2 separate regions of the Homo sapiens genome follow, and region 1 is linked to region 2. Evidence: chromatin contacts called from ENCODE Hi-C or POLR2A ChIA-PET data. All regions are on one chromosome and are shown on one strand. Each heading gives the region's core, a stretch centred on a gene start or an enhancer-like site at or near the end of the contact. The rest is flanking DNA. Distances are from core to core; before and after follow the strand shown.

Region 1 (4,952 bases), core at 1,355-3,854, 98 kb after region 2:
ATGGAGTCTCACTCTGTCACCCAGGCTGGAGTGCAGTGGTGTGATCTCACCTCGCTGCAACCTCCGCCTCCCGGGTTCAAGTGATTCTCCTGCCTCAGCCTCCAGAGTAGCGGGGTTTACAGGCATGTGCCACCACATTCAGCTAACTTTTGTACTTTTAGTAGAGACGGGTTTTCACCATGTTGGTCAGGCTGGTCTCTAACTCCTGACCTCGTAATCTACCCGCCTCAGGTTCCCAAAGTGCTGGGATTACAGTCGTGAGCCACCATGCCTGGCCAGTTTCTTTTCCTTTTATTTTGGGTCTGGCAGGAGGCTTTTATATTGTCTCCCAGGTGTGAGGACTAGTCACTGTATCATGCTTGTAAAGAATGAAATGGGTTTGGAAAAAGAAAAAAAAAACAATTTCAAGTTGCTACTGGCTTTAAAAATCCTACTCAGAGTATCAGCTAGCACAGCTTTTAGATGCTCAGGTCAAGGTCATGGAATCTCTCTTTCCTCTTCTTTGCTTTCTCAACTCTTCAGGTACACACACCCCCATCCACTTCTTCCACTGACTTCTCAGACTGTCTTCCCTCCTTAACTCTTTCCATTCTCTGTGTTCTTCTGACACAATGTAATACTTCCCAGCACCAAACATTATTACACTGTGTTGATAGATAAAGAACCCAAGGTGCTGGCCTGAGAGACAGAGCCAGGCTCAGTGAGGACATTCATTGCCAGCTGTCATGGGAGAGTGGATGGAGATTGTAGCAGTGGGCTCAAGAAAGTCAGAAAACAAAGGCTTTCTAAACAAGTGGAGGAGAAATCTAGAAGTCATAAAGGAAAAATGAACACATCTGACTACATAAAATATCTTAAAACTATAAGTGGAAAAAGATACCATAAACAAAGTCAGAAGGCAAATGACAGAGTGGACAAAAATATTAGCAACACATGTAACAGATAAAAGGTAAATGTCCTTCCTATACAAAGAGTGCTCTACAGTTTAAAAAGGAAATATGAAAGGTCCAATAGAAAAATGGTTTGAGGTTTGAATAGACAATTCACAGAGGAGAAAATGCATACCTCCAGAAGACATAAAATTATGCTTAGCATTACTTTAGTCAAAGACGTATGACATAAAACAATCAGGTTTTTGTCTGTCAGATTGGATAAAACTAAAATGACAGATAAGAGTAAGAAAATGGCTGCATTGATATAGTTAGTGGAGGGTACATCACACAACCTTTTGGAATAGAGTTTGGCCATGTCAATTAACATTACCATGTGCCCTACTCAGTGATCCAGCAGATCTACTTCTAGAAATCTGGCATACAGAAAAACTCATGCACATGCATAAAGATACATGGATGAGATTTTCATTGTAGCTCTGGGATATAATAGCAAAAATGGAAAACTGAAATGTTAATAAGGGAATGTTTAAATAAACCATGCATGGTGCATGGTTAACCTAGGCAGTAGATAAAAAGAATGAGGTGGCTCTACAGACACTAACCTACAAAGATGTTCATCGTATATTAAGTGTAAAAAGCCTGTTGAAAAATTGGATAAACAGCATGAATCAATTTCTACACTTTTTTTAAAGTATGAAGAAATAGTGATTTATGGGTAGGTATGCAGGGATAAATACAGAGCAAATGGTTAACAGCAGTTTAATCTGAGAAGTGGAAAGTGGGGTCTTGTGAGACTTTGTATAGTTCTTTCTTTCTAAGCACAGTTGAGTTATGGGAGGTTTTGCTTTATGTGTTTTTCACTAACTTTCTAAAATATCTCAATGACAAAATATGGTACAATTGTAAGGACATTTGTGATAACTGATCGATCTGTTATATGCCTATTTTGCTTTAGGCACTGTACTAGAGTGATTCCACAAGCTAATTTTATCTTCATCACTCCCTATGCAATACATATTATTATTAGAACCATTTTGCAGGTGAAGAATATGAAACTTAAAGAGCTGAAGCTACTTGTACACAGACTCTGGCTGTGGTCATGGCTTATAGGCAATTTGAAGCAAAGATGTTGGCAATAATGTAACACCCAGGGTGCTATAAGGACTAGATTGAAAGTCTGCCATCTGAGGAACTCTCTTTAAAGCACATGAATAGTCCTTAAAAACTGGGTCTCAATACATCCTTCCCCAGCTGTGGTCAAGTCCCCCTTCTTTTGGCTTTTGATGTCCTGGCTTTGTAGGCTTGCTGTACTCTAGACAAGGAATGCAAATGAGTGTTGAATGAGAGTAGGGGTTTGAAGTCCCAAGCACTAGAAGGCAAATTTACCTTCCCCCACTTAATCCTGGGTAAGCAAAACTGAATGGTAGCCCAGGTATGTCAGCTGCCCTCATTCTCGGCAACACTTCCAACTCCTTTTCTGCCTCTTTCACAGGACAAATCTCCAGCTGCGAAGTCCCCAGAGACACCTTCCACAAAGCTGGCAGCCTTTGCCCAGGGCTGTGGCAATTACTCCAAATGTTGGGAGAGTCCAAACCTCCTCTTCTAACTTTGTGTATAGGGGATCTCTGTCTTCCATGCTGGGGGATGGGAGAAAGGGGTTGAGTCTGCATAGGGCTGAAGCTGCCAGCAAGAGCTGGGACCCAGGAGAGCAGGCGAGAAGGGAGGGGTCAGGGCAGCCAGAAAACTTGTGGTTCTGAAATGAATCTGCATGAGTCATTTGTTTAAAAAGGGCGGAGTTTCTGGAGCCCCCAGATAATCCTGGGGAATAGAGTAGACCAGAAAAGACAAAATACAATGAAAGGATCAAGGGACAGCTAAATGCCTGAGATAGGCCCTTGGCTTGTGCTTAAATGATCCGTGTAGGTGTGTGTGTGTGTGTGTGTGTGTGTGTGTGTGTGTGTGTGTGTTTAGTGAAGTCTGCCAAGCTCTCATGACTTGATTCAAGTATCAGGTCACCTGTCCCACCAATCAAATATCCTTATCTTTCGGTTGGAGAATCTTCCCTCCTCCCTGATTCCACTCCCCAGTGCAGGCTACCGTCCCAGCTTTGTTAGGGGATAGGCAAATTGCTCAAGATCATTCAGTCTCGCCTACCAAGTCAGGACTGCTTTCCTAGAGCAGTTAGCCCGCCTCAGCTCAGCTCAGGTGGCCTTTGGAAAATCCCTGGCTGTTACCAGATCACGGCCTTCAATTTTTTTTTTTTTAACTGCAACCCTTAGTAAGAAATACATGTTATATCATAACCCAGTTCATAGGTGTGCATGGCCACACATACACACAAACGGACACAGAAGTTTCAACAAACAGTACTTACTTAATACTTAGCCCAATTATCTGATTCTTTTCCATTCTATTCTTTAATTTTTCATTTAAAAAAAATGTTTGTAGGCCGGGTGAGGTGGCTCACGCCTGTAATCCCAGCACTTTGAGAGGCCAAGGTAGGTGGATCGCTTGAGCCCGGGAGTTTGAGATCAGCCTGGGCAACATGGTGAAACCCTGTTTCTACAAAAAAATACAAAAATTAGCCAGGTATGGCGGTGCGTGCTTGTAGTCCCAGCTCCCAGCTACTCAAGAAGCTGAGGTGGAAGGATTGCTTGAGCCCAGGAGGTTAAGGTTTTAGTGAGCCCTGATCACATCAGTGCACTCCAGCCTGGGCAACAGAGTGAGACTTTGTCTCAAACAAACAAACAAACAAACAAACAAAACGAACCAAACAAAAGTAACAACTTGCAATTCATTCAGTTAATTTCAATACCTATGGGTTAAGATGAGCGGATTGAAATACACATTCAAGCCTAATCTCTGAATTATGCAGAGATTTTGAGAATATTCCTTCATTAGCCACAGCCATGTGTGCCACACAGGAGAAACCAGGTTGACGGGCAAGTCGTGGTCCAAGGTCATCCATGGACCCTCATTGGTGAGAGATACTCCCTCACCAGAGAGTTGAGTGTATTGAGTCATATGATGAATGGGGCCACTGTAGTTTTAGAATAAAAATATGATTTATTTTCTTTCTTTCTTTCTTTTCTTTCTTTCTTTCTTTCTTTCTTTCTTTCTTTCTTTCTTTCTTTTTCTTTCTTTCTTCTTTCTTTCTTTCTTTCTTTTCTTTCTTTCTTTCTCTTTCTTTCTTCTTTCTTTCTTTCTTCCTTTTCTTTCTTTCTTCCTTTTCTTTCTTTCTTTCTTTCTTTCTTCTTTCTCTCTCTTTCTTTTTTTTCTTTTTATTTTTTTTGAGACAAAGTCTGGTTCTGTCACCTAGGCTGGAGTACAGTGGCACAATCACAGCTTAACTGCAGCCTCAACCCCTGGACTGAAGCGATCCTCCCATTTCAGCTTCCCGAATAGGTAGGACTGCAGACATGCACCAACACACCTGAATAATTTTTGTAATTTTTGTAGAGACGGGGGTCTCATCATTTGCCCAGGCTGGTCTGGAACTCTAAGGCTCAAGCGATCCACCCACCTCAGCCTCCCAAAGTTCTGGGATTACAGGCTTGAGCCACCCTGCCCAGCCAAGATTAGCTACTGAGAGCTTTCTATGTGCCAAGCATTGTTCTAAGCACTTTACACGAATTAACGTATTTAATCCTCACAATACCACCATGCCATATGTAGTATTATTAATCCCTGATGTATGGACAGTTCGGGAATTTAACATCCAGAAAATAGTTACTAAATATGGATCCAGGTATCAAAGCCAGGCAGACTGGCTCCAGAGCCCCCAGCTCTTCTGCATCACATGTACCTCCCCACTACAGCAGGCCTTCTCGGACCTTCCACGACTGGCTCACTTTGCCATCTTTTCCAAGGATAGTGTCCAGTGCTGAGCTCAGCAAGCTGTGGCCAGAATTCCACAGAGGACTTGGACTAGAGCTGGAGCTCCAGTGTGGTCACCAATCCAGGTGATCATTTCATTAGATCAGTCCAGCAGAGCATTCGTTCAACACCCACTTACTAAGCCTTCAAACCCAGAAGTTCAGGGCTGGAAGACACTCCAGA
Region 2 (5,068 bases), core at 451-2,950:
TCAGGAGTTCAAGACCAGCCTGGCCAATATGGTGAAAACCTATCTTTACTAAAAATACAAAAACCAGCAAGGTGTGGAGGCATGTGCCTGTAGTCCCAGCTACTCGGGAGACTGAGGCAGGAGAATTGCTTGAACCCGGGAGGTGGAGGTTGCAGTGAGCCGAGATTGTGCCACTGCACTCCAGCCTGGGGAACAGAGTGAGACTCTATCTCAAAAAAAAAAAAAAAAAAAAGTGAACTCTGTGACTGGAAGGTTGAGTAGATTCAGGGACCAGGGTAGTTGTAGGAGGCCAGATGTCAGTTGAAGTTGGGGGAATGGAGATTGGTGGAAGAGATAACAGTGGGTATCCTGGAGACAGAGATTGACCGACTGACTGGCTGAAAGAGAGACAGACACAGCAGGTGAATCCCAGACCTGCCTTGTTTCTGGCCCTTCCTGAGGCTTGACTAGGGGGTCTTCACTGTAACTTCATAGCCCCCTTCCCCTATACCTGGGGTAATCTGGGTAATCCCAATGCTTCTCCAATACGTTCTATCAAACCAGAAGCTGTGGAGCAGGTAATTTCTTTCTATTTATTTATTTTTGGATTGGTATAAATTTATGGGATACAAGTATAATTTTGTTACATGCACAGAATTCGTAGTGGTGATGTCAGGCTTTCAGGGTATCCATCACCCAAATAACATACATTGTACCCATTAAGTGAATTCTCATCATCCATCCCCACATCCCCTTCTCTGCGTCCACTATCATTCATACTCACACCCATATGTATACATTATTTAGTTCCCACTTATGAGTGAGAACATGAGTATTTGTCTTTCTGTGTCTGACTTTTTTCACCTAACAACCTCCAGTTCCATCCATGCTGCTGCAGAAGACACAATTTCATTCATTTTTGTGTCTGAACACGATTCCATTGGGTATACAGATCATATTTTATTTATCCAATCATCTGTTGATGGAGACGTAGGTTGATTCCATGTCTTGGAGGACGTCATTTCCGCTGTTGGCGGAACTCATCCTGAGCTTCTGATCTTACTCTCCAAGGGAACTCTGCACTTCATGTTGGGGACTTTTTGCTGTCTTGGTGTCTGCAGGTTGGAATCTTGCTTCAGCCACAAAATTTCAGTTGGGTGGTCTGGGTCTCACTTCCCTCACCTCTTAAATGGCTGTCCTGCATCATGCACCATTTACTATGACAATGTTGACCTTTATCTGAGCCCTGTGCCTCCAGAAGGCAGCGACGATAAAGTTCTCCAACCTCTTTAAGTTCCAAGGAAAGAGCTAAGCCACAAAGGACCACCTTAAGCTCGCATCCCAAGGAAATACGGATCTCCATCCTTTCTTACTATTCCCTAAGATTCGCTGATGACTCCATTGTTTACCTGCCTCTCTAAAACCCCAGTCCCCTTTGAGATGCTCCTCATTAATGAACGTTCTCCCTATTGCAATGGCCTGAATGAAATCTTAACTGTCTGGGGCTTTTGGCGTTCACAATGACCATAATTGTGCTATTGTAAGCGTCAATCGGGGGCGCAGCCGGAGTCCCAGGTCCCAGTCCTGGCTTCCCCATGTCAGGCTTCCCCTTCGGGCCGGTTTCAGGTCTCAATTGGGAGCTCCCTAAGGGCCCCTGGCTTAGAATATGTGTGAGTGGCAACCCAGTCCCTCAACCCCTGCGCGGGGAGCCGGGGCAGAGCGAACTGCTGTAACTTTCGCACGCCGCCACCAGAGGGCGGCGGCTCCGCGGAGGAGGGCCCCAGCCTCTGCGCCGGCTCGCGCCCGCAGTGCCTTTAAAACGTGCGTTGGAAGTAGACGCCACGCAGCCTGCTTTCCAGAGTCCCGGCGTTTCCCCTCTTCCACCGCTGCACTCCAGGGGCCTCCCTTACGCGTCCGCACGCGGCGAGTCCTTCCACTATGCAGGGCGCGCCGCAGGACTCTTGAGTGGGCGGGAAGGCTGGAAAGCCAGCCTGGAGCTTCTGGTCTCTAGTGCTGTGCAGGGCACAAGGTCCCTGCCCCTCCCGCGGCCGCTGGCCTCTCTTCTCCTTAAGCCAGGTCGAAGGATTCCTGAGGCAGCGGGAAATGGGGAGGAGGGACAGGAGTCCCAAGACCACTGTCTTGGGTGCGGGATTTAACCAGTCACACCCGTCAGCCCCTTGGAACGTCACAGTGTTCCCTTAAAGTGGGCAAGACAAGAACTGTTGCCCCGTCTGAAAGTGGGCAAACGGGCTCCCAAAGAAAAAAGTTGATTAGGAGAGCTAGTAAATGGCAGAATTAGGACAGGAACTCAGTTCTCCTAGGCCCAGACTTGGAGCTCTTGGGGTGGGGCAGCACAGAGATGGCTGTCTGCCTGGCGTAAGTAAACTGGTCCCTTCAGCAGAAACGGGCGCTGCACATCCTCTTCCCGCAGGACGGCGACCCCTGGACATCAAAATGCAGCCACTTTTGGACTCAAATTGTAGAGTTCTTTTTTGTTGTTGTTGTTATTTATGTATGTATTTATTTATTGACACGGAGTCTCGCTCTGTCACCCAGGCTGGAGTGCAGTGGCGCGATCTTGTGTCACTGCAACCTCCACCTCCCGGGTTCAAGCAATTCTCTTGCCTCAGCCTCCCGAGTAGCTGGGACTACAGGCGCCCGCCACCACGCCTGGCTAACTTTTGTATTTTTAGTCGAGACGGGGTTTCACCATGTTGATCAGGCTGGTCTCGGACTCCTGACCTCGTGATCCACCCGCTTCGGCCTCCCAAAGTGCTGGGATTACAGGCGTGAGCCACCGCACCCGGCCCAAATTGTAGAGTTCTATGTACAGCCACGTTTCCATGATCTTTTTTTGTTGTTTTTGTTTTGTTTTTGTTTGAGACACAGTCTCACTCTGTTGCTCAGGCTGGAGTGCAGTGATGCGATCTTGGCTCACCGCAACGTCCGCCTCCCAGGTTCAAGTGATTCTCTTGCCTCAGCCTCCTGAGTAGCTGGGATTACAGGCGCACACCACCACGCCTGGCTAATTTTTGTATTTTTAGTAGAGAGGAGGTTTCACCATGTTGGCCAGGCTGCTCTCGAACTCCCAGCCTCAAGCGATCCACCACCTCGGCCTTCCAAAGTGCTGGGATTACAGGTGTGAGCCACTGCGCCCGGCGTGTTTGCTTTTTAAAGTGCATATGTCTACATACACATTTTAGAGGCAAATAGAAATACAAAAGCCAAACTGTCCACAGTGGCTGTCTGTGGCAGTTGGAGTAGCAGTAATGGAAATTGCATTTTCTCTGTATTGTCCAAAATATTCACTACTAGCATATATAAATCAGAAAGAGGAGCAATGATTCAGGACTTCTGTTTGACAAAATGATAATAATAATAATTCCTCTTTAAATAATTGGAAAATACAGGCTGGATGCAGTGGCTCATGCCTGTAATCCTAGCACTTTCGGAGGCCGAGGTGGGAGGATCCCTTGAGCCCGGGAGTTTGAAACCAGCCTGGGCAACATGTCAAAACTCCATCTCTACAAAATAAAAAATAAAAATAAATAAAAATGGGAAAATAAAGAGAATGAAGAAAATAAAATTCATCAGTACCCCCTGCCAAATATTGGTATTTTTCTTTCTGGTTGGTTTCTTTCTCTACAAAATGTGAATAACGGTATTAACTGTACAGGAATGTTGTGAGGATTGAGTGAGAGAACGTATATAATAGTTAACATTCCAGAAGTGTTAGCTATTTTTATATGTAACAAAATCAGCACCAGACTGTATCTACTGTTTCTGTGCTGCCGTCTTCACAGCCAACATTGCTTCATGAACAGTTTCCCATTCAATTATGCTTTTTAAAATTGTATTTTTAGTGATAGTACAGTATTTTATTACATTTAAGTACAATTTATTTAAGTTATCCCCTATTGTTAAGCCTTTAGATTGTTTCCAATTTTTGCTGTTAAAATAACAGAGAGATTAACATCTTTAAACATCTACCTTTGTCAGCATTTCTGATTATTTCCTTAGATGAATTTTTTAGAGGTAGGATTACTGGGACAAAGGGTGCAAATATTTTTCAGGCTTTTGACTCAGGTTACCAAATTGCTTCCCAGAAAGATCTTGCCAATTTACATTCCCACCTGCAGTGCGTGAGAATGTCTGCCCCACAGCACACAAAGGAGGGATTTTATTTTGGGATGGGTGAGATTTGAGTCTGTTGCTGAACCGAGGAAAATGAGCCCCCCAAGCCCCATAGCGAGGTAGAGTTTAAACTTCGGGACAGAGAGGGGATGTCAAAACAGGCAAAGTCCATGGGAGAAAGGGAGGGGATTTGGAGCAGGTTTACAGAGATTGTCTTGGATTTAAGAAGGGACACCTTGTGTTTGGAGACTGATGGAAAGAGGTATGATTGGGTGTAGACAGAATCATTGTAAGGAGGTAGGTGGATTCAAGAGGCTAGTCCCTAGTGGCTACCTTTTCTCAGTCAAGTAGGAGGTTGGGTCATCTATCCAAAGGTAATAGGTGAGCCTGAGAAGGGGACTTGAGGAGAGAGGTGCGACCCTTTAACTTGAGGACAATAAAAGAGTTGACTGTCCAGTTGAGGGTGATGACTTTGAGTTTGTCATGGCACCATTCTGCAGAGCTGTGGGTACTTTCTCTACAGCACGCAGTCACCTGGGGAAAGAAAAAGTCATACATATTAATTTAAACCAAATCTTTCAAAATGTGGTCAACAGTAGAAAACTATTTTTGGGGAGCTGGAGGGATTCATGGTAATGAAAAACTTGTGGGTTTCTGGAGTTGTACCGAACTTTCAAGGATCAGTTAATTTCTATCTTATATAAGTTGTTCCAGAAAGTTAGAAAAGACCAAAGTTGCCCAGATCATTTTATGAAACCAATATAATCTTGATTCCAAAATCAGTAAGGACAAAGCAATAAATAAATGTATTAAGTTCATTTCACCTATGAATGCATGTATAAAAATCCTGGCCAGACACGGTGGCTTACACCTATAATCCCAGCACTCTGGGAGGCCAAGGCAGGCAGATCACTTGAGGTCGGGAGTTCAAGACCAGCCTGGCCAACATGGTGAA

Evidence for each region. Hi-C counts contacts between places; a loop is a spot of excess contacts on that map. ChIA-PET counts read pairs that join two places held with the same protein, here RNA polymerase II (POLR2A). Pooled maps may share reads with other maps.
Region 1: a map of GM12878 shows a loop between it and region 2 (4-fold over the local background). The contact joins two enhancer-like sites. A Hi-C loop is called at or near these places in 9 of 168 maps with a recorded cell type or tissue (Caco-2, Calu3, GM12878 and 5 more), 13 of 37 single-sample maps with no recorded cell type and 19 of 50 pooled maps. POLR2A ChIA-PET finds 5 or more read pairs at or near these places in 5 of 52 experiments (GM12878, OCI-LY7, WTC11 and 1 more).

Annotation. Positions count from the first base shown.
Region 1 is chr15:67,959,212-67,964,163 of GRCh38, forward strand. No RefSeq gene overlaps it. Among named protein-coding and RNA genes, the nearest start is that of PIAS1, 93 kb to the right of the region's middle. RefSeq lists enhancers at 2,515-2,564, 3,766-3,935. Within about 2 kb of position 2,605, at least 4 of the 41 ENCODE cell types and tissues checked have a DNase peak (open chromatin) inside an H3K27ac peak, as active enhancers do; they include GM12878, where a contact is called at or near this core.
Region 2 is chr15:67,861,856-67,866,923 of GRCh38, forward strand. No RefSeq gene overlaps it. Among named protein-coding and RNA genes, the nearest start is that of RNU6-1, 24 kb to the left of the region's middle. RefSeq lists an enhancer at 862-951. Within about 2 kb of position 1,701, at least 13 of the 41 ENCODE cell types and tissues checked have a DNase peak (open chromatin) inside an H3K27ac peak, as active enhancers do; they include GM12878, where a contact is called at or near this core.